Linked DNA regions of Mus musculus: all the other regions are linked to region 1. The links are chromatin loops, found by intact Hi-C in ENCODE. Cell type or tissue: gastrocnemius. All regions are shown on one strand.

Region 1 (8,000 bases):
CCCAAGCCACAGCTGGAAGGTCCCATGGAGTTGGTCTTAGGAAATTAGCCACCGAATATACCCCTTCCATAAAGAGACCCTTTCAGGGTGACCCCAGGAAGGCAGGGAGTGACTCTACCCGTGCCCTGAAAAGAATTCAGAGTACTGGCTGTGGAAAACAAGTCGCAAGACTTTACAGAAGAGAAATTCAGCTATGGCCTCACAAAAACAGTGGTACACCAGATATGCTGATGCTGCCCTGCCATCCCAGCACCCCAGAGACTGAGGCAGGAGGATTGCTAAGGGTTTGAGGCCTTCCTGTGCCACATAGCAAAACTTTCTCAAAAATAGAACGGCGGCGACACCCTCCCCCCAACACACACAATGGACTTCTGGAGTCATAAAAACAAGGACATCACCAGGCATGGTACCTCATGCCTTCATTTCAACCCTTGGGAGGCAAAAGCAGTGACAAGAGGATCTCTGTTAAGTTCCACGCCAGCACGGTCTGTGCAGAGAGAGGGAGGTAGAGGCAGGAGGGTCATGAGTTCAAGGTTATCTCTGGGTACATAGTAAGTTTTTAGGCCAGCCAGACTTGCATTTTGAGAACCCTTCTCAAAACCTAAAACAACACAAGGAGAAAAAAAAAAAAAAAAAAAAAAAAAGTCAAGGCCATGAGCCAGAAATGATGGTGCACACCAGTGTCCCAGTACTTGGACGGTGGAGGCAGGAGGACCAGAGATTCAAGACCAGCATGGGCTTTGTAGGAAGTTCAAGGATAACCTGAGCTACAAAATAAGTAAATAAGTATACAATCCCTTCTCCACAGGGACTACTAGCCCCAAGAGACAAGGTCTGGAGTCCCCTTCCAAAGGGAGCCAGACTGGGGATGAGGCTCAGTTCACAGAGGGCTTGCCAGGTGTTTGTTTGTTGGTTGGTTGATTGGTTTTTCGAGACAGGGTTTCTCTGTGTAGCCCTGGCTGTTCTGGAACTCACTCTGTAGACCAGGCTGGCCTCGAACTCAGAAATCCGCCTGCCTCTGCCTCCGGAGTGCTGGGATTAAAGGCGTGCGCCACCATGCCCGGCTTTGCCAGCTGTTTGTGAGTCTGAGCTCCACCCACAGCACTCTATAAAGCTGGGTAGAGTGGTCCATACCTGTCATACCAAAAATCGGGAGGTAGAGGCAGGACAGTCATGAGTTCAAGGTTACCTCTGGCTATACAGTATGTTTTTGAGGCCAGCTTGAATTATATGAGACCTTATTTAAAACGAAACAAACCAAACTGGGTCCGTATATTCGTGAAAGGTCAGGCAGGCAGGCATGTCTGAATGGTCTTTTGAAAATGAAGACCCACATCTCACCGCACAGGACATAGGAACTGGGGTTCTTGGGAAACAGACCCTCCGATGTCTTGGGGGAACTCCCAGCCTCATTCAGCATATTGGTGCTGATAGACATGTCCCCCTCCCACCCCCATAAGTCATTAGACTTCAGGTGTCTGGTTCATCCATGTGGTCACATGCCCATCCTTGAGGCACAGACCTGTACTCTTTTCTCTCCTGTAAGCACTTGTTCCCCGGGGTACAGCTTGGTGATCTCCCAGAACCAAGGGGAACCTGACATTGCATTTATTGTGTCCTCCTTAGCACTCAATCTATCCCAGGCCTCAGTCAGAGAGAACGGATCAAGCCCTTAGCATGAATGTGGGGAGCACCTGGGGGGTGCTTCATACTTTAGGACTGAGTAGATAAGGGGATTCATGCCTGTAACACCCAGGAGGGTGAGGCAGGAGGATTGCCAAGAGTTCCAGGTTGGACTGGGCTGCAGAGTGAGAGCCTGTTTTCATAAAAACACAAGCAAGCAGAGCCCAGTTATACATGTCTGTATTCATTCCCAGCTACTTGAAAAGCTGAGGCAGGAGAATAGAAAATTTATGGTTTATGTGTGTATGGACTTCAGAGTAACTTCAAGGCCAGCCTGGGTGATTTAGTGACAGTTCTGTCCTTAGGGGGTAACTGTCTAAAAGTTAAAAAAAAAAAAAAAATTAAAAAATAGTGTGGATGTTGCTCAGTGAAGGATTCCTAGCCTAAGTGTGGGTGAGGCTCTAGGCTGCATCCCCAGCACTGCAAACAAACAAACAAACCCAACACCAAACACAAAGCAGCAAGTGAGCATTAACAAAAAGACCTCAAGCCTAAAAGATCCAGAAGTCTGCTACCACCGATCCAGGGCTGGAAGCCCCCAGTCTCCGGGGACACTGATACGCACTCTTAAGTCACTTTAGAGAGGCCCAGATTCCTTAGTCCCCACCCCAGGGACATCGAAGGCGCCGAGCCTTCAGCTCCAGACCCCAGCTCTAGTCCTCGGCGGAGCTCAGGTGCGGCCCGCCCCTTCCCTGGTACCTGGGGGGGAGGGGGCGGAGACTAGGATTACTCAGCCTCCAGAATGAGGCGATGACATCATCCTGGGGGGGGTGACTAATGGCCGCACGAGGGGGAGGCGGGGAAGTTTACCCGGTAACAGCGGCAGCCGCTTGGCCCCGCCCCCAGGAAGTGCAGGAAGGGGGAGGAACTGCACCCAAATACACAAACACAAGTCCTCCCTGCATCCCTCCCCCCAGCATCCCACGTGCACTTAGCTTCCATGGACCAGAGCAGGAATGATATGTGTGTTTATATGAGTGACAATTTCCTCTAGGCGTGTGGCCAGAGTGTTAGGGAGTTGTTCTATGAAAGTGATCGTGTCAGGGGGCTAGTGTGTCAGTGTGATGGTCCCTGTCAGCACGCTAAGTATGGTGATATGTGCGTGTCAGGCTGTTGCAACAAATAGTTGAGTCCTTGGGCTATTATAAGAGTCCTTGGGATGCTTTTCTGTGAAAAGTGTGCAGATATAAGCAGTAGGCTGGCATGTGTCAATGCTATGGCTCCTGTGTGGGGTTATTTGTGTGACACTGGGATTGTGTCACAGCCATGGAGGTGTGTGTGGATGTGTTGTATTTCTGTACTGATGTCAGTGTGTCTCTCTGATGGTGTCTGCCACGCCAAGCACCAGTAGTACTGTGTGCATATCATAGTAATGGGTGTGTTTACATGCCCCACACTGCCACCAAGCATACACATTATCTATACAATGCCATGTGTCATTGTGAGTATGTCACTGTGGTTGTGTCTGAAGATTGGGTTGCCTGTCCCTGGGACTGTGCACACATCAGTGACATTATGCTGATTATAAATCTCCCTCGAGTGTGGTTGTGAAGTGTGTGTGTGGGCTTATGGTTGTGCCACTGTCACTTGTGACAAGGCCATTGTGTGTCAGTGTAGTGGTATGTGTGAACTGTGCATTGCTTTACTGACTTCAAAAAGATGTGTAGTGCTTCCCGGGGCTGTGTGTGTCTGTGTCTTGGGATTGTGTATGCCTCTAGGTGTGTGTGTGTGTGTGCGTGTGTGTGAGTGCCTGTGTGTGTGTGTGTGTGTGTATGTTAGTGGGTCTATGTATGTTTGTGTATATATTCATCTATGGTGTGCATGTATACATATACATGTGTATATGCGTGTGCATAGGTATATGTGTGTGCACATGTAAGTTTATATGCGTGTATATGTGTGAACATTTGTGCATATGTGTGAATATTTGTGTATATCTGTGCTGTGTGTACACGTGTGTGAATGTGTTTCTGTATGCGAATGCAGATAAGGGTGCATGCGTGTGTATGAATGTGCGTACATGTGGGTGTGGGACGGTCTCCGTGTGTGTGTTGCCGTGTAGAAGAACTCCGCGTGTCCGCGGGACAGTGGTGGCGCGCGCCACCGGGCCTGTGTCAGCGGCTTCCTGGGTGTGGGAAGGTGCGCGTGTCTCCAGGCCTCCTGCCCGAGAACAGCTGCGCCGCTCTCTGATTGGCTGCAGCCTCGCCAGTCAGAAGCTCCGGAATCCTGCGGTAATTTGGTAACTTGGTAACTGGCCCGCGCCGCCGCGGGGCTGGGGGGCTGGGCGGGCCCACGACGCGCCCCATCCCGCAGGGCTGGTCCCTACGGTCCCCACCGCGCCCATAGCCTGTCCTGCCTCAGCATCCTTGCCACTTGCTTGGTTCCTGTTGCCGGGGTCTCTTCCTTTTATTGTCTCTCGTGTCCCACCTCTCTTCCATCTGTTTTGACTTGAACCTGCTTTCTGTCTCTCCAACGTCCGCCTCAATTTCTGTCTTTGTCGCTCACAAAAGTCTTTCTCATTCATGTCTCTCCTTTCCTTCCTCCCCACCTCTCTTTCTCTCCATCCCACCGCTAGGCTCCGAATTCACTTTCTTTTTTATTTTGCAAGAAACACCCACTTTGTCCTCGACCCTCCCCTCAGGCCCAGGGTTCTGGCAGCAGGCCCCATACAAGGCAGACTTCAGGAAGGACTTCCCGCCCTGGTTCCAAACCAGAGCGTTATCGCTCGGGCCAGGCGGAGGCCGGGCCGCCCCGTGGCTTCCGGAGGCGCCCGGGCGGGATGAGCTCACTGCAAGTTGGCTAGGATTTCATCAGCTTCCTCTGCCTGAGTTGCCCCCGCGCTGGTCCTGCGCCGCCAATCCATCGTGCGCTTGCTGCCCCCTAACGGCCAAAGATGAAAGCGCAGGGTTCTCAGACCACGCAGAGGAACCTGAAGTTCTCACAGCAACTCCAGGACTTAGACCTGGTTCTGCAGTTCTGGAGCTCGAACCCAGGGCCACTGAGATGAACTACGGACCCTGAATTGACTGTGTATATGGTTGAGGGTTTCTGTGTATGTGTGTGTGCGCGCGCTTTTGCAAATGTATTCAGGACTTCACACATCCTAAGTTCTTATACATTTAATTATATCCCCAGCCCATTAAAAACTTAAAAAAAAAAAAATTGTGTGTAAGGGCTGGAGAGATTGCTCAGTGGTTAAGAGCTCTGGCTTATCTTTCAGAGTTGTTGTCCCAGGATCCACAAGGCGGGCTTCATTTTAAACTCCAGTCCTATGGTATCTGATGCCCCTTTCTGGCTGCTGTCGGCACTGCACACATGGTATATATTGTAGGGAAAAATATTGCACAGACAGAAAATAATAAATGCTCTTAAAAAAAAAAAAGGTGGTTCATGCCTTTGTCCCAGCACTAGGGAGGCAGAAGCAGGTGGATCTCTGAGTTCGAGGCCAGCCTGGTCTACAGAGTGAGTTCCAGGACAGCCAGGGTTACACAGAGAAACCCTGTCTCATCAAGAAAAACCTAAATAAATAAATAAATAAATAAATAAATAAATAAATAAATGTGTGTATCTATGTCTCTGTGCATATGACCAGGAGATGGGGTTACATTCCCTGGGGTTGGAGTTACAGGCCATAGTGAGCTGCTCGTTGTAGGTGGTGGGAGCCAAATTCTCAGGTCCCAACCCAGGAGCCATTCCTCCAGCCCATTCTCAGCTTATTTGTACTTTTTTGTTTACTGGCAGGGTCTTTTTTTGTTTTTGTTTTTGTTTTTTCGAGACAGCATTTCTCTGTATAGCCCTGGCAGTCCTGGCACTCACTCTGTAGACCAGGCTGGCCTCGAACTCAGAAATCCACCTGCCTCTGCCTCCCAAGTGCTGGGATTAAAGGCTTGCGCCACCTCGCCCGGCTTCAGGGTCTTCTTCTTAAGCTGCCTTTGAGCTCACTCAGTATCGCCTGCTTGCCGTGTGGGACTGAGCAACTGCTAGATCCTTGTACTTCCATTCACAGCTACTACTGACCATTGTTGGGAATTGGACTGCAGACTGTAAGTCATCAATAAACTCCTTTACTATGTAGAGACTATCCATAAGTTCTGTGACTCTAGAGAACCCTGACTAAACAGAAGTTGGTACCAGGAGTGGGGGTATTGCTGTGATAGGCCTGACCATGCTTTTATTTGAAAGAATGTGGATTTTGGGACTTTGGATTTGGAAAGCAGTGGAATGCTTTAAATGTGGCTTAATGGGTCATCCTAGTAGGAATATGGAGTAATTTGAACTGTGTTTAAACTGTGTTGGCCTAAGAGATTTCAAAAGAGAAGAATTTCAGTATGTGGCATAAAGAGTGTTTTTGTGGTATTTTGGTGAAGAATGTGGCTACTTTTTGCCCTTGTCTGAAAAGACTGCTTGAGGCTAAAGTGAAGAGACTTGGACTAATTGCATTAATTGCATTGACAAAGGAAGTTTCAAAAATGCCCAGCAGAGACTTTGTTCTCTGGTTAAGTCTTATGAAGAGAAATTTGAACAAGCATAACAAGCATAGAAAGGAAAAATATAAAATATATGGTTGGAGTATTAAAGGCATACCAAGAAGTGAAATGGAGCAAAATCCTGTGTTCTAGGAGAAATGTTGTTTTTTTTTTTTTTTTTTTTCTAAGACTTGCCTTGGTCATGGTGTCTGTTCACAGCAGTAAAGCCCTAACTAATACACTGACCTTGAAGTTTCAATCCTCTTGCCTCAGCTTCTCCAGTTTCTCGGACCCCAGTACTACCTTGCCCCGATCTGCTCTGTTTTTGTTTTTGTTTTTCAAGACAGGGTTTCTCTGTATAGCCCTGGCTGTTCTGGAACTCACTCTGTAGACCAGGCTGGCCTCGAACTCAGAAATCCACCTGCCTCTGCCTCCTGAGTGCTGGGATTAAAGGCGTGTGCCACCACTGCCCGGCTGACTTTTTTTTTTTTTTAAAGATTTATTTATTATTATATGTAAGTACACTGTAGCTGTCTTCAGACACACCAGAAGAGGGAGTCAGATCTTGTTATGGATGGTTGTGAGCCACCATGTGGTTGCAGGGATTTGAACTCTGGACCTTCGGAAGAGCAGTCGGGTGCTCTTACCCACTGAGCCATCTCACCAGCCCTGACTTTTTATATATAACTTTCAACCATGCCTTTAAATTTGGTATAAGTTCCAGGCTCCAGGAAGTCTGCTTGGATCTGCTGTAGGTCATTTTACTGTCAAATAAACGATCCAGAAATTTGTGTGTTTGGAAGCAATAATGATGGTGCATACCTATTGAGAACCTATAGTTTGCTTTACCTTTAATTTGTATCTATCCATTTATTTATTGAGACAGGGTCTCACTATGTAGCCCTGGCTGGCCTGGAACACTCTGGGTTAAAAAGACTGGCCTCAAACTCACAGAAGTCTGCCTGCCTCTGCTTCACCAGTGTTGGCATTATAGGTGTTTGCTACTACACCCTGCCTATGTGCTCTTTGCAGCAAACTTACAGATTGTTTACTGCAAAACATGTGTGGCTAATAAAAACATTGCATATTTCAGATACTTAAATGAGAAAAAGGTGAATATTCTTGACATAAAGAAATGATAAGGGGGCTGGTGAGATGGCTCAGTGAGTAAGAGCACCCGACTGCTCTTCCAAAGGTCCAGAGTTCAAATCCCAGCAACCACATGGTGGCTCACAACCATCCGTAACGAGATCTGACGCCCTCTTCTGGTGTGTCTGAAAACAGCTACAGTGTACTTACTTACATATAATAAATAAATAAAATCTTTAAAAAAAAAAAAAAAAAAGAAATGATAAAAGCCGGGCATGGTGGCACACGCCTTTAATCCCAGCACTCAGGAGGCAGAGGCAGGCGGATTTCTGAGTTAGAGGCCAACCTGGTCTACAAAGTGAGTTCCAGGACAGCCAGGGCTATACAAAGGGCTGAGATGGCTCAGTGGGTAAGAGCACCCGACTGCTTTTCCATGGTGGCTCACAACCACCTGTAATGAAACCTGACTCCCTCTTTTGGAGTGTCTGAAGACAGCTACAGTGTACATTACATGTAATAAATAAATAAATAAATAAATAAATCTTGGGGGGAAAAAGGGGGGGCTGCAGAGATGGCTCAGTGGTTAAAAGCACTGACTGCTCTTCCGAAGGTCCTGAGTTCAAATCCCAGCAACCACATGGTGGCTCACAACCATCTGTAATGAGATCTGACGCCCTCTTCAGGTGCATCTGAAGACAGCTACAGTGTACTTAGATATAATAATAAATAAATCTTTTTTTTTTTTTTTAAAGAAAGAAATGA
Region 2 (8,000 bases), 87 kb before region 1:
AAAACAAACTCCAAAGGTAATTGTTTTTATAGCTTAGGCTGGCTTTGAACTTGCAGAGATCTTACTTGTCTTAAGTGCTGAGATAAATACATGCATCATCACACATTGGCTCCCTAGGCATTTTTGGGGGGAGCATTTTTTGGGGGAGAGGTTTTAGAATTTTATGTTTTGACTTCTCTGTACGTTTTCCATGGTGTTGATGTGGATGCCAAAGGACAACTTTGTGAAGTCAGTTCCTTTATGTAGATTTTTGAGGTCTAAACTCAGGTTGCCAGGTGTCCCCCAGGCATTTGAGACAAGCACTTTACTTGGTGAGGCATCTTACTTGGGCTCCTTGAGCATTTTTTATTGAACTAAATAGGCTCCTTCCCAACTTGAAGCTTATGTTTTGATGGGGACTAAGAGCAATATTCATAAATAATAAAGTTCCATAGTGATAAGGCTCTAGGGTAGTGTCGTACATACACCTGACATTGCAGCACTTAGGAGGCTGAGGATGGAGGAGTGGGCTCAAAGTTAATCTTCAGTACAGAGTAGTTCAATGCCATCGTGAGTTGTACAGGGACACCTAACCTCAAAAACCAAAACACGGGCTGGTGAGATGGCTCAGTGAGTAAGAGCACCTGACTGCTCTTCTGAAGCTCCGGAGTTCAAATCCCAGCAACCACATGGTGGCTCACAACCATCCATAACGAAATCTGACACCCTCTTCTGGAGTGTCTGAAGATAGCGACAGTATACTTACATATAATAAGTAAATAAATACAATCTTAAAAAACAAAAACACTGTCAGGCATGGTGATACAAGCTTTGATCCTATCAGAGGCAGGCTAGGTCTACATAAACACCCCAATCAAACCAGAAAGCTGGACATTGTAATCCCAGTATTCAGGAGGCTGAGGAGGGAGGGAGACACCATATAAGCAAGATGTGTTAGTGCATGTCTGTAATCTTAGCCCTTGAAAGGTAAGTGCAGGAAGATCAGAAGTTCAAGGCCTTGGCATGGTGGCATATACCTTTATTCCCAGTGAGCTTTAGGCCACATGATCTACATAATGAGACCCTTACTTTTAAAGTGGGGAGGGTAGGACCGAGAGAGCAGCTCTTGGAAGTAGGGTCAGATTTCATTCCCCCTCAACCACGTGATGACTCACAACCACCTGTAACTCTGGTTGCAGGGAATCTGAAATCTTCTGGCCTCTGTGGGCACTGCGCATACATACATATGTGTATATGTGTTGCACATACATACACTCAGATGTGCACACATATAGAGTCTCTGAAGAAAAAAGGGAATGAATATACTTTATTATACTGAGACGTAAATGAGATAGCACATGTACAACTCCTATGCCCAGCAGACTTCAGTAGATTCTCTGTGATTAGACAAGTCTGAATATTAAGCAACAAAAGAAGGGAAAATATTAAGAGTGTTGAACCACTGACATGCCTAAGAGGTTTTCTGAGCAGTTATAGTTTCAGGGCCAGAGGTGGAATCCCGTGCTGGGTGTGTGTGTTTTACTTGGGTTAGAAATACTCCAGCTTCCCAGCCTACCCCAGCGGATGTTTGATTTTCCCTTTGAGACAGGGTTTCACTCTAACCCGAGCTGGCATCAGACGTGGAACAGTCCTCCTGCCCAGTGCTAGGAGAGCTGGCATCACAGGTGCAGAGAGATTTATAATCCCAGTGCTTCCAAGGTGGCTTCAGGAGGGCTAGGAGTTCAAGGCCAGCCTGGGCTACATGAGACTATCAAAAACAAAATAAGAAATTTCTGTTTTAAGCCTTTTCTCTCTGAGGATTTTAATAACGTAGCACAGTTAGCATAGAGGTTTATGTTTTGTTGGCTGAAATTTGACCTGTGCCTCATCTTCCGGATGCCACTTAAGCGTGGTGTTATGCTCTTTGGTGTATAGTTCAGTTGGTAAAGTGCTTGCTTAGCTTATACAGAGTCTTAGGTTCTGCTTCTTGCATTATATAAGAAAGGGCTCAGTAGCTGATGTCCATAATCTTTACCCTATCTCCCCCTCCTTAAAACAAAGCCAAAACAAACCCCACAAAGTTTACGGGCTATGGGCTTCTCTAGGAAAATGCTACTTTCCTAGAGAAAGTCTGATAACTAATGAATGAGTCACTTGTTTAAACTTGAGAGGTCAAGTAGGATCCTTTAATACCCCGGTCCTTTGTTGGGAGCAGCCTTACTTCCTGTGAAGAGAAGCTGGTTTGTCTTTAGCAGGTTAGCAGGTGAAAGAGTATAGAACGAAAAATAAAAGAGGATCCACAGGACTGATTTTCCACTAAGGTGGCAGAGAGACCATTCAAAGATTTGAACACTTGATAAAATCTAGCTTACATGTAAAGGGTTTGTCTGGGCTGGTCAGTGGCTAGAGCAAGGGCCTAGCATCTGAAGCCCTGAATTGTACCCAGTAGGTTAAACAAAGCATGTCTTTCCCCAACCTCCTGAGACAGGGTTTCTCTGTGTAGCCTTGGCTGTCTTGGAACTAGATCTGTAGACCAAGCTGGCCTGTAGACCAAGCTGGCCTTGAGTTCAGAGATCCTCCTGCCTCTGCTTCCCAAGTTCTGGGACTAAAGGTGTGTGCCACCATTGCCTGTCTCAAAATATGTCTTTGAAATGGGACAGTAGATTATAAGGGACAAGATGAAAGCATGGGGGCCAAATGCATTTCAGCAAGGTCTCCTATTACTCAGGTTGGCTTTATACTCGTGCTGATCACCTTGAACGACTGTTCCTCCTGTCTCTTGCCTCTCTCTCTCTCTCTCTCTCTCTGTCTGTCTGTCTCTGCAGTGATTGGATTATAGTTGTGTGCCACACACCATTTTTGCTGTGCTGGGGATGGAGCCCAGTATTTTGTGCTTGCTAGGCAAGTATTTTATCAACTGAGTTATAGCCACAGCTTCTCTGTTTTTATACTTTTAAGAAACAGAGTGTTGGGCTGTTGAGATGACTCAGTAACGAGCACTTACTGCTCTCAGGAGGTTGGTGTTCAGTCTCTGGAACCCACACGGCAGTTTACAGCTTCCTGGAACTCCACTTCCAGGAGATTTAGCCACTGTGGCTCTTGCACACATGTGCTGCACAGAGTTGTGTGCAAGCAAATACAACAAAAGAAATAATAAATCTTTTTATTTTTAAAGAAAGAAACAAGGTCTTGCTTTGTTCTTCCTGGGTTCAAGTGATGATCTTTCTGCCTCAGCTTCCAGCATAGTTGGAAGTGTATGTGCTTGCTTGCTTGCTCGCAGGTGCCTTTTATAGGTAAGAAGTGATGAGCACATGGCTAAGGTATATGTTGGGTAAGTGAAAGGATGTGTATGGTGTGCATACTTTTTTTTTTTTAAGATTTATTTATTATATCTACGCACACTGTAGCTGTCTTCAGACACACCAGAAGAGGGCGTCAGATCTCATGGATGGTTGTGAGCCACCATGTGGTTGCTGGGATTTGAACTCAGGACCTTTGGAAGAGCAGTCAGTGAGTGCTTCTAACTGCTGAACCATCTCTCCAGCCCCGGTGTGCATACTTTTTTCAACTTAAATAACGTGCCTCAGACAAACCTCACTGACTGCAATCATGTACTTATGTAGGATTGAATCCTAGAAGGGGAATTGCTACTTCAGAGAATATAAATAATAGCTACTTCATTAAGTGCTGACTGTGTGCCAGGTAGTGTTTTAAGCCTTTTTCATATAATTGAGCCATAAATAAGCTATGGTCTCTAGGGCCCTGGCATGAGGAGTTAAGATTAAAACATGATACTCATTTTTGATTGCTGCTAAATAAAGAGAGAATAGGGCTGGAGAGATGGCTCAGCAGTTAAGAGCCCTGACTGCTCTTCCGGAGGTTGTGAGTTCAAATCCCAGCAATCACATGATGGCTCACAACCATTCGTAATGAGATCTGATACCCTCTTCTGGGGTGTCTGAAGACAGCTACAGCAAGGCAATGGGGCCAGAGCGAGAAGAAAAAAAAAAGTATCTAAAGACAGCTGCAGTGTACTTAACATATAATAAATAAATAAATCTTTAAAAAAAAGACTAAATAAAGAAAGAATAGTTCCAGATCCCTCATTCCAAAGAGCTGGTTGTAGTGGCTGGGGGCTGGGGGACTGCAGAAGCCATGCAATAACCTGAGACTGGTCAGAGCCATTTCTCCCTTTTTATAAATATGTTCACAGAGTAGCCCTCTTTTTAGTGTTTCTAGTCATCTGTGTGGTGTTTTTTTTTTTTTTTTTTTTTTTTGAGACAGGGTTTCTCTGTCCTGGAACTCACTGTGTAGACCAGGCTGGCCTCGAACTCAGAAATCCGCCTGCCTCTGCCTCCCAAGTGCTGGGATTAAAGGCATGCGCCACCACGCCCGGTGGCTCTATGTGTGTGTTTTGAGACGGGGTCTCACTCTGTAACAGCTGGTCTGGAACTTTCTTTGGCCTGCTGGATTTATAGGTGTGGACCAGCTCTCCCAGCTGGCTCTCTGTACTTTTGATTCTCCTGTCTCACCCTCCTGAGCAACTGGGATGGCAAGCCTGCACCATTAGGACCGTTAGAGATTTTAAATATTGTTCCTGCAAGGGACGTTCTAGAGAGGTCATTCTCCCTTGAGTGTGCATGGTAGGAAGGGCCCCTGAGGTTGACAAGCTTGCTCTGAGGCTACAAAGCCTGACACCAGGATTTCAGTCTCAGGAGCCTAAGAAGTGGAAGAACAGAATGGATTCCAGTTTCCTCTGGCCTCCTCACATGTACATGCATGCATCCATACAAGATAAATAATAAAGAAGTTACAGAGGAAAGCTGTGTGTTCATTATTTTCTCGTTGCTGTGGTTTAAGTGTACAATCTGTACAGCCACAGTGGCAAGGATGTGAGGAAACTGGTGGAATTGCATCTCGTCAGCAAACAGGTGAACAGTTGGTGCTCTCTTTCCCACTCTTTTTAAACTTTATTATTTTGTTTGTTTTGAGACAGGGTCTAGGAAGTAGTTATGTAGACCAGGCTGTTCTTGAACTCACAGAGATCCACCTGCTACTGCTGCCTCCTGAGTGCTAAGAATTTTATTTATTATTGAATGTCTGTGACAGGTGGTATATATCTGAGCAGGTATGTATGGAGGTCAGGGAACATCTTTGTGGACTTGGTTCTCATTAACTTTCTGTAGCTTCTGAGAATGGAACTCATGTTCTCAGGCTTGAGTCTTCAGGCAACAAACATTTTTGCTTGTGGAACCTGAGCCAGCTTGCTGTCTTTTTTTCCTTTTCATTGAATGTGAGCCCACTCCATTGATTGTGCTGCCCACAGTCAGGGTAGGTCTGCCCTCTTTCATTGAACCTTTATATAATAAACACTGTCATAGAACATACCCAGAGCTGTGTGTACTGGTGATTCTAAATCTGATAAAGTCCACGGTGACTATTAACCTCCTCAGGCTCTGAAGAAATGGCTTTGGGGTGCGGGACTTGGAATGGGCCAGAGAGGAAGTGTGTTTACAGGCTGTGGAATGTTGTGATTGTCAAGTCTTGGTGAGTAGTAGTCTGATAATAGGTGGTCAGGCTAGTAAGGTAGTACAGACAAGTCCTGAACAACTCAGGATGAGCTGTAGATTTTATCAGCTGGGAATGTAGCGCAGGGGCTTGCCTTTCTTGCATACATGAAGCCCTGGGTTTGATCCTAGTATCAAATACATTAGGCAAGAAGGTACATACTGGAGGTAGAGGCAGGAGGGTCAAAGTTCAAGGCTATTCTCTGCTACATAGTTTTAGGGCCACCTTTGTATGTATGAGACCAAGTCTCAAACAATTCTTTTTGGGAGTAGGTGCTGAAAAAATCCAGATTCAAGTGTATGAATAGCTAGGCTTTTTATAATGAAGGTGGTAGAGTTTAAGAGAAGTTGACTAAGTCTATCTTAACACCCATGTCCAGTTTCTTACATGCCAGGTATTACTTCAGAGTATAGACAATGCTTTTGTTTGTGGTCCTGACAGGCTTGGAACTCAGTTCAAAGATGAAGGTGGCTTCAATTTTGCAGTAATCCTCCTGCATTTATCTGCCTTGTTTGTTTGGTTTTTGGTTTTTTGAAACAGGGTTTCTCTGTATAGCCCTGGCTATCCTGGAACTCACTCTGTAGACCAGGCTGGCCTCGAACTCAGAAATCCACCTGCCTCTGCCTCCCCAGTGCTGGGATTAAAGGCATGTGCCATCACTTCCTGGCGTTTTTTTGTTTTGTTTTGTTTGTTTGTTTGTTTTGGTTGTTCAAGACAGGGTTTCTCTAGTAGTCCTAGCTGTCCTGGAACTTACTCTGTAGTTCAGGTTGGCCTCCAGAGATCCGTCACCTGCCTCTGCCTCTTTAGTGCTGGGATTAAAGATGTGTACTATTGCTACCACCTTGCTTAAATATTACCTTTTAAATTATTTCTTTTGAGAGTATTAATTTCTACTACATAGCCATAAAGTTGGCTTTCATATGAACTAGTGTGGTGTGTGTAATCATGCCCTGCTGAGGTTTCTTTTTTTCCCTCCCTCCTTTAGAAAGGGTCTCATCGCCCAGGCTGACCTCAAGCAGAGTGACCTTGAGCTTCTGATCCATTGCTTGGCCTTATAGGACGCCACCATGTCCAGGTGGCCTCAAATTTCCCATCCTTCTTCCTTAGAATTTTAGATATGCACCCCAGACCCTGACGGCCATTGGGCTTACTACAGACTAAGTAAGCACTCACTGATCGTTGGAGAAGAGCCCCTGGTGTTCTCTGGGTGCTTTGTTTGATTTTTGTCTTATTTTTATTTATAGAGATCAACACAATTCCCCTGCCTGTTTTTGTTGTGCTGGGGTTGGTCTCAAGCTTACTAAGTCGTGGAGCAGACTCTGAACCTACCTACCCTTTATCCTGTCCTCACCTCTCCAGTGCTGCGGTCACAAGTGTGCACACCACCTCTCGCACACACCTTCTTATGCTTCCATGGGTTTTGCTTGTGTGCTCCAGATTAAATCATGGCTCTTCTTGCCAAGCTGGGGTTCTACTTAAAGCACTTGCCTGCTGTGGCTGGAGCCCCTGAGTTCAGTCCCCAATACCATAATAAATACACTTGTCCTCTTTGGTTATTATACTAGTCTGAGTGGCTGTGCACACATAACCACTCCAGACTTCTCTTACCTGTGGCGTCATCTTCTCATCCCATGGCTTCTAGTGCCCCCCAGAGCCCTCGTGCTGTGCTCCCCCCACCCCATTTTCATACTTCACATTTGTCCTTTCTATACCACTTCGCGGCCTCTTTGTTTTTGCTGTCTCTGAAAACAGTCAAGCCAGGCATTCTCCTTTCCCTTTTCTTTCTTCTTTCTTTCTTTCTTTCTTTCTTTCTTTCTTTCTTTCTTTCTTTTTTTGGGGGGGGGGGGGCTTCGAGACAGGGTTTCTCTGTGTAGCCCTGGCTGTCCTGGAACTCACTCTGTAGACCAGGCTGACCTTGAACTCAGAAATCCGCCTGCCTCTGCCTCCCAAGTGCTGGGCTTTTTTCTTTTTCTTTTTTTCTGAAACATGTTTTTTTGTGTAACAACCCAGGGTGTCCTGGAACTTGCTTTGTAGACCAGGCTGTCCTCTAACTCACAGAGATCGGTCTGCCTCTGCCTCCCAAGTGCTGGGACTAAAGGTGTGTTCCACCCCACCTAGCTTCAAGTATCCCCTTTTGAGCTTGTGTGTTTTCTATAGTTGGAATACTTTCTTTTCAGTTATCTGTATGTTGATCGGTTGTTTATTTTATTTTGATGAAAAATCACCTTCTCTGGGTTTCTTGTTGTGGAGACAAGGTTTTTGTAATCCAGTCTGGATGTGAACTTCCTGAGATCTCTCTCGCCTCAGCTTCCCAGCCATTCAGGTGACAGATACACTCCTTCAGAACGGTTTTCATCATTATGTAACACTTGTTCTTTAAAATTGCATCTTCCCTTGTCCTCTTTTTATTCGTTTATTTTGTGGTTCTGGAGAGCCATGCAGGACCTCATCCA
Region 3 (8,000 bases), 78 kb before region 1:
GCCTCCACCTCCTGAGTGCTGGGATTAAAGGCAGGCTTGCGCTTCTCCATGCCGGGCATGAGGCTGTTGACTATGTAGGGATTGGCTGGGAGCTTTCTGTGTAGACCAAGCTGATCTCAAACTCAGAGATCAGCCTGTCTTCTGCCTCCGGTGCTGAGATTAAAAGAATATGCCGTTGATTCTGGCATTTTTATTGCTATTGAAGTAGGATTTCGGTTAGTTCAAGCTAACTGAACAGGTGAAGGTGACCTTGAACTCTGATCTTGCCTCTACTCCCCAGTGCTGATTTTACAGACATGAGCCACCACACTGTTTATGAAGCACTGGTGGTCAAACCTACAGCTTCATTGCTTGCTAGACAGATAGCATTGCCAACTAGGCCATATCCCCATCTAAAAATTAAGTTAAATCTAAGAGGAAAGTGGTATGGTGATACATGCCTGTAATCCCAGCACTCAGCAGAGGCAGGAGGATTGCTGCAAATTTAAATCCATCCTGGGCTACATCGCAAAACTCTCATACATCAAACATTTAAAAAAGAAAGAAAATCTAAGAAAATACATATCTGTGAGCAGTCAGGACAGAAGATTTTTGTGAGACTACAGTGCCCTCTAGAGGCAGGAGCACATCTGGAGGAGGATTAGTGTATGTGCCACCAAGCAGTTATCTGGCTGTGGGGCTCATCCCAGATGTGTGAGGTGGCTCTGATGTCATGTCAGAAGAGTGCTAAGGGCTGTGAAGTGTTGGGAGGCATGGGCTGATTGTCTTCCTCTACTCACTTGGAGGGCCATAGTACCTTCTCCTTGAGTGTCCTCAACCCCAGCTACACTGTAGAGAACCTGGGCGGTGATACAAATATCAAAGCACTCCAGGATTTGGAGTTAGGTGTGGTTTATAATGGACTTTCTGTAGCCTAGTGCTACTCAGCTTAACTAGCCCAACTCCCATCAGATAAGTAAATACACTATGCTTTTCCTTCCCCAATTTCCCAGAGAACACCGTTGGAGGAGAAGGTATAAAGTTGTTTGGAAGGCTGTGAAATCATGTGGACTTGGCTATAGTCCCAGCTTCTACAACTGGACAATAGACTTCTCAGACTTTGTTTTCATTTAGATGGGGGTTTTAATGCCTGTCCCTTAGCATTTTATTTAGTCTACATTCACACATCTTAGAGCACTCCCTCAGGGACCCTGAAGTCTGCCGTTCACTGAATAAAAGGTGCTTACACTCTGGTTCTCATTCTCAAAGCATTATCCAGAAGCCATTCTGGCCTCCTTAACGCAGATTGTGATATGGAGACTTGGAGAAGTTTCCTAGGGTTCTGATCTGAGTTAAGGAGGTGCTTATCAAGTTGAAAGACTGCTTTGGCAAGGGATTTTTTTTTCCTTAAGATTTTATTTACTTATCATATGTAAGTACACTGTAGCTGTCTTCAGACACACCAGAAGAGGGCATTCAATCTCATTACAGATGGTTGTGAGCAGCCACTGTGTGGTTGCTGGGATTTGAACTCAGGACCCCCGGAAGAGCAGTCAGTGCTCCTAACCGCTGAGTCAGCTCTCTAGCTCTCCCTCCGGGCTGGCAAGGGAAGTTTTAAGAGGGTCTGCTAGAGCCCTCCAGGTGAATATTCATTAAACAGTTTCAAAGAAAATGAGAAGGCAACCTGAGCAGCCTTGGCCTCTATCACCAATCAAGATGGCCTCATTATTGAAGGTGATCGGGACTCTAGATCTTCAAGGTGTGTTTGAGTGTATCAGTAATCACTGCATCAATTGTTGACTCAAGATGTAGGATGAGAAACCACTTTACAAGTGTGTTAGGTACTGTAGATGAGAGGTGAGATGTCGGGAAGTGCGCTGGTATGAGGAACAGGAGAATCTGCTGGCCCATACATGCATGAACTCAAAGCCAAGAAGAGATATAGGAGATGATTTCACTTTCTTATTCTCAGAATTACTTGAGTTCTGGGACCTGCCACCATCTGCTCGGTAGTAAATGGAGGGAAAGGAGGTTAGGTCCTGGTTACTTGTGGCCTCCGTCTTGGCAAGGAGTCCAGGTCCTTGCCCTTAGCCAGCTTACTGCAGGGCTACATGCAGGCCAGGAATCCACGTGAAGACAAGGTTTTGACTTGGGCGATTAATGTGTTGTTAATGGCTTATCTCCAAAAGGTGGTAGATAAGAACACTCAGTGATGAGGTCTGGTGGGTCTCCAAGAAGCTGTGACTTTAATAGACTGAGGTGGATGGCTGGAAGGCAGTCTGCACCAAGAGTGACTTGAGAAATGACGCCAACTTTTGGTAGAAATTAAAAGCATAAGTGAGCTTGTTTTGGAACTATACAGAGTGAAGTGAATGGACCCTGAGATGGAATCTTGCACACAGCTTTACTTCACAGGGCCTATGGAGACTACAGTGTCTATCAATAGAAGAGAAGAGCCAGGATCTGAGCTCAGGGTAGCAGCATATTACCTGTGGAATGATGAGTGTCTATACTGTTTCTATACACTTAAGCAATACAGTCAGTGATTGAACCAGGATTTGAATCTAACCAGAATGGTGTAGAGCCGTTCCCCATAATCTCAGACTTATGCCTTCCAATAGGGAATGAGATCCCAACAGCATGTGGTGACTGAAAAGCATAATACTGGTTGGAAAAAATGCCACCCCTTTTTATTTTTTATTTTTCCTTTTTATTATTAATATTTTTTCAAGACAGGGTTTCTTGCCAGGCATGGTGACACATGCCTTTAATCCCAGCACTTGGGAGGCAGAGGCAGGCAGATTTCTGAGTTCCAGGACAGCCGGAGCTATACAGAGAAACACTGTCTCGAAAAACCAAAAGAAAAAAAAAAGGACAGGGTTTCTCTGTAATAGCTCTGGCTTTCCTGGAACTAGTTCTCTGTAGACTAGGCAGGCCTCAAACTCAGAGATCCACCTGCCTTTACCTCCTGTGTTCTGGGATTTAAGGCATGTGCCACCAACTCCTGACTTGGCCCATTTTCTTGATACTGAGAAAGAACGTGTCCTTTGGATAGTTGGTAGGTGCCTGGGGAGGGACAGTGGGGGAGATGACTTAACTTCCCCTGAACCTAGTTCTGGTGAACTCATTTGCTAAGTTAAATGTTTTGTGTATGAAATACTTTTGAGTGATATGGATGGAGTCTACTTGGTAGCTCTGGTCTCTGGGGCTCTGCTGACATATCTACCCTTAATGAAAAAGTCAATTACTCTGCTTGCTTCCATGTCCTTCTGGGCTGGGGGTGGAGATTCTTCCAATTCAGGGACGGTCCTTTGTGTGCTAGGGAATCAGTTTACTGCTGAGAACTAGTAATCACTCAGTAGCAGTTAAAAATCTACCCAACTTTAAGTAGAGGAAACCTTAAACTTTGCTTGGAGAGTTTCCCATGTAAACACAAGAGGGTGCTCTTTAACTATCGATGGCCAGCTTTAAACTGTAGTGTGGTACAGCCTCAGAAGAAAGAACAGTCAGCTATCTTAGGGTTTCCATTGCTGTGATGAATACTGTGACCAAAAGCAGCTCAGGAAAGCAACATTTTATTTCAGCTTCAACTTTGAGGTCATCCCATGACTGAAGGGAATTAGGACAGAAATGTGGAGGCAAGGGCTAAGACGGAAGACATGGGGAACACTGTTTACTGGTGTGCTTAGCTTTCTTACTTAGACAGTCAGGGACACCTGCCCAGGGATGCCACTACTTATAGTTAACTGGGCCCTCCTATATTTTTGTTTTGTTTTTGTTTGTGGTTTTTGTTTTTGTTTTTGACAGGGTTTCTCTGTGTAGCTTTAGTTGTCCTGGAACTCACTCTGTAGACCAGGCTGGACTCTACCTGCCTCCTCTGCCTCCCAAGTGCTTGGATTAAAGGCATGTGCCACCACTGCCTGGCAATTAACTAATATTTTAATGGATTTGTTTGTTTGTTTGTTTGTTTGTTATATGTAAGTACACTGTAGCTGTCTTCAGACACACCAGAAGTGGGTATCTGATCTCATTACAGATGGTTGCGAGCCACCATGTGGTTGTTGGGATTTGAACTCAGGACCTCTAGGAGAGCAGTCAGTGCTCTTAACTGCTGAGCCAGCTTTCCAGCCCCCTACATTAATTATTAATCAAGAAAATGCCCCCACAGATTTACCTATAAGCAATCTGATGAAGGCATTTTCTCACTTTGGTTTTCCTCTTCCCAAATAATTCTAACTTGTTAAGTTGACCTCCAAAAAACCTAACATATCACTAACTACAACTTTTCCTTTCTGACTTGTCCTGAATAAGACACTAAACGGTCTTTTAAAAAAATTCAAGCACTTTAGCAGTTCAGTCTCTCTAAAGATTTATTTTTATGTATATGAGTACCCTATAGCTTTGCTGATGGGTGTGAGCCTTCATGTGGTTGTTGGGAATTGTATTTAGAACCTCTCCTCGCTCTGGTTGGCCCTGCTCTCTCAGACCCAAAGATTTATTTATTATTATACATAAATACGCTGTTGCTGTCTTCAGACACTCCAGAAGAGGGCGTCAGATCTCCTTACAGATGACTGTGAGCCACCATGTGGTTGCTGGGATTTGAACTCAGGACCTTCGGAAGAGCAGTTGGTGTTTTTACCCACTGAGCCATCTCACCAGCCCCCCCTGTTCAGTCTCTTTAAACATCCAGAATACCTTTCAAGGTTTTTCTAAAACACCCAAGTCTCTCAACTAACTGTGGGCTTCTGCAAATTAAAAAAAAAAGTGTTTTCTTACTCTTTTTTTTTTTTTTTTTTTTTTTTTTTAGATATTTTCTATATTTACATTTACATTTCAAATGTTATCCCCTTTCCTAGTTTTCCCTCTGAAAATCCTCTATCCTCTCCCCCTCCCCCTGCTCACCAACCCACCCACTCCCATTCCTGGTCCTGGTCTTCCCCTACACTGGGGCATAGAACCTTCATAGGACCAAGAGCCTCTCCTCCCATTGATGATGGACAAGGCCATCCTCTGCTACATATATAGCTAGAGTTTCTTACTCTTAAGAGGAAAAACCTGAGCACAGTCAAAGTCCAGCAGTGTGAACCTTGGTGTCAGACGCCTGTGACTCAGGATCTTCTGGGCTCCAGAGATCTTGAAGAGCTCCATTCCACAGCTACTTCTGCCTTTGGTACTAGCTTCTCCAAGTGCTGGCATCTCTGTGGCAACTGGGCTGAATCTTCACCACAGGCCTCTTTTGGGCTTTCTTCAGGCACTCTGACCCTGCAGTACCTCAGCTGCTCTTCATGACTCCTTTGGCTGCTATCATAAGGTACAGTCTTGGCCCTCTCTGGACCAAGCTTCTGTGTGCTGACCCTGAGCAAACATTTCCTTACAAGATTTTGCCTCAGTGATGCTGGCTGATCTTTTGTTTTGTTTGTTTTGTTTTGTTTTGTTTGAGACAGGGTTTGTCTATATCCTTGGCTGTCCTAGAGCTAAGCAGACTCAGATCCATTTCTGTCTCTCAAGCACCAGGATAAAAGACATGCATCGCTACGCCCAGCTGCCTGTTTCTTTCTTTTTGTTTTTGTTTTTTGTTCTTTGTTTTTTTTTTTTTTTTTTTTTGATTTTTCAAGACAGGGTTTCTCTGTGCAGCCCTGGCTGTCCAGGAACTCACTCTGTAGACCAGGCTGGCCTCGAACTCAGAAATCCGCCTGCCTCTGCCTCCCCAGTGCTGGGATTAAAGGTGTGTGCCACCACGCCCGGCTGCCTATTTCTTTTTTTTTTTTTTTTTTCTTTTTTTTTGGTTTTTTGAGACAGGGTTTCTCTGTATAGCCCTGGCTGTCCTGGAACTCACTTTGTAGACCAGGCTGGCCTTGAACTCAGAAATCCGCCTGCCTCCGCCACCACGCCCGGCTGCCTATTTCTTTCTTAATCACAGCTGATTCTTTAGCGCCATTGACAGTATCAGTATTGTCTCAACAGAGCAAAGGTTGCATTTTACTGGTTCCAGTCTCCTAGTAATCACAGCCAACTCTTCAACTCCATCTTACCAGAACTTCAAATTTGTAACTCAGAATATCACTTACATGGCCCTGATAGAGTTCCTTTGCTTCCTTTCGAAACTTCACAAGACAGGCCTCTTATCGTCTGCACTGCTCTCAGCATTCTTACCTATGAAACCTCCACAGAGCAGCCCATTACGTTCTGAGCCCTCTGGCTTTTCTGGCCTTAAGTCCCAAATACTTCCACAATCCTCCCCCAAAACAGCATGAACAATGTGATTAGGTTTGTACCAGTTTTTGTCTGAGAGTTTTTCTTTTTTCTTAAATTATGTATTTTATTTATGAGTATACTGTCACTGTCTTCAGGCTCCCAGAAGAGTGTGCATTGGATCTCATTACAGATGGTTGTGAGCCACCATGTTGGTTGCTGGGAATTGAACTCAGGACCTCTGGAAGAGCAGTCAGTGCTCTTGACCACTGAGCCAGCTCTCCAGCCCTGTCTGAGAGTTTCTGTTGCCTTGATAAAACACTTGACAAAAAGCAATTTGGTGAGGAAAGGGTTGGTTGGTTTGGTCCCAAGTCCATTGAGGGGAACAAAGGTAGGAACTGAAGCAGAAGCCATGGAAATGTGTTTCCACATCAATCATTAATCAAGAAAATGCATGGTAGACCTGTCCATGGGCCAGTTTGATAGAGGCGGTTTCTCAGCTGAAGTTTCCTCTTTTCTAGATTATTCTAGATTGTGTGAAGTTAACAAAAACTAGCCACGACTGAAGTGTAGCCAGGCTGAATTCTGTAGGGATGATAACAATTGGTTGTGGGCATTTTAGCATCCTTATATAGTCTAGATGTCTTTACATTGATGGATTTACATTTCAGAAAGACTCCAAGAATTAAGGAGAACTTTTTTTCCCTAGGTATCTCCAGAAGACCCTGGAGCTCAGTTCTTGATTCAGACTGGGTCTGTGGGCCGCAATAGGGCCGAGGCCTCTTTGGAACGAGCCCAGAATCTCAATCCCATGGTGGATGTAAAGGTGGACACTGAGGATGTAGAGAAGAAGCCAGAGTCCTTCTTCACGAAGTTTGATGCGGTGAGTTTCCTAGTATTGAGCCTGTTGGGAGAGTCAAGCAGGTTGAAGTAGTAGTGGAAGTTCAGTATGGAGTCATACCTCTAACCTCTAACCCTAGTGTTTGGGAGCCAAAGGTGGGAAGGAGGCCAGGACTATGTAACGAGATTAACTGTAGGTGTACAAGGGCTTTCAAATCACACACTCTGAACTTTTACCCCATCTGTGTCTATAAACTGATGTCTTCTTTAGGCTTGACACATTGTATATGTGTTTCTGAGTAGGTCCAGTCTATTAGACCTATTGTGGTTGTTTGTGAGGTGCCTGCTGTCTTCTGTGTCTGGGCTTCTGTTATCTGAGTCTAGGTTTCAGCATTAGTGTTTATCTTCCTTCAGAATCTTTGCTCATCATCACTTCTCGGTCTTTTGGCCAAGAGCAGAATCTTTGCTCTTGTGTTCTGGAAATTTAAGTTGCTGATTAATTTTGTTGCCAGCTGCACTTATTAGATAGAAGTATCAAGCTACAGCTTATGTTTTGTGTTCAGGAAGGAAGCAGCAAACATCCCTAGCCAAGCTTGGTAGCATTTGCCTATAATCCCGACATTAGGCAAATGGAATTAGGAAGGAATAAGAGATCAAGACTGAGTTTGAGGCCAGTCTGGGCTACATAAGGTTTTGTTTTTGAAGACAGTTTCTCTGTAGCTCTGGCCATCCTGGAACTTGCTCTATAAGACCAGGCTGACCTTTGGAGATTTGCATGGTGCTGCACTTAAAGGCATGCACCCCCACCTCCTTGCTTTGTCTTAAAAAACAGATAACTAACAGCCAACACATCTGTGCTCAGTGTGTCTGTGCCTTTTATATATATATATATATACACACACACACACACACAAACAATCACTTTGGCCATGGAATTGTCAGTGATACACCAAATGCTGCATGTAGAACTCACATCATCTATTCTC

Evidence for each region. A loop is a pair of places that touch in the nucleus more often than their neighbours do. Peaks named below come from ENCODE experiments on the same cell type or tissue, not always from the same donor. Only the 100,000 strongest peaks of a DNase experiment are listed, where the experiment ranks them.
Region 2: it touches region 1 in a loop (5-fold over the local background); 21 of 42 quality-filtered maps call a loop at or near these places.
Region 3: a loop joins it to region 1, with 15 times the contacts of the local background. A loop is called at or near these places in 20 of 42 quality-filtered maps.

What each region holds. Positions count from the first base shown.
Region 1 is chr7:16,291,498-16,299,497 of GRCm38, reverse strand. No RefSeq gene overlaps it. Among named protein-coding and RNA genes, the nearest start is that of Ccdc9, 8.7 kb to the right of the region's middle. In gastrocnemius, CTCF peaks have their summits at 2,550 and 4,559 (motif pointing left); DNase peaks (open chromatin) are centred at 2,462, 3,888, 4,516 and 4,975; H3K4me3 peaks cover 2,434 bases; H3K27ac peaks cover 3,756 bases.
Region 2 is chr7:16,378,806-16,386,805 of GRCm38, reverse strand. The region is part of intron 1 of Sae1 (SUMO1 activating enzyme subunit 1); the gene reads left to right. Among named protein-coding and RNA genes, the nearest start is that of Sae1, 5.1 kb to the left of the region's middle. In gastrocnemius, no CTCF peak of the experiment used is centred here; no DNase peak of the experiment used is centred here.
Region 3 is chr7:16,369,344-16,377,343 of GRCm38, reverse strand. Sae1 (SUMO1 activating enzyme subunit 1) reads left to right here. Exons shown (of 9, transcript NM_019748.3): 3 at 6,884-7,057. Among named protein-coding and RNA genes, the nearest start is that of Sae1, 15 kb to the left of the region's middle. In gastrocnemius, CTCF peaks have their summits at 628 (motif pointing left), 3,413 (motif pointing right) and 4,490 (motif pointing right); a DNase peak (open chromatin) is centred at 624; H3K27ac peaks cover 221 bases.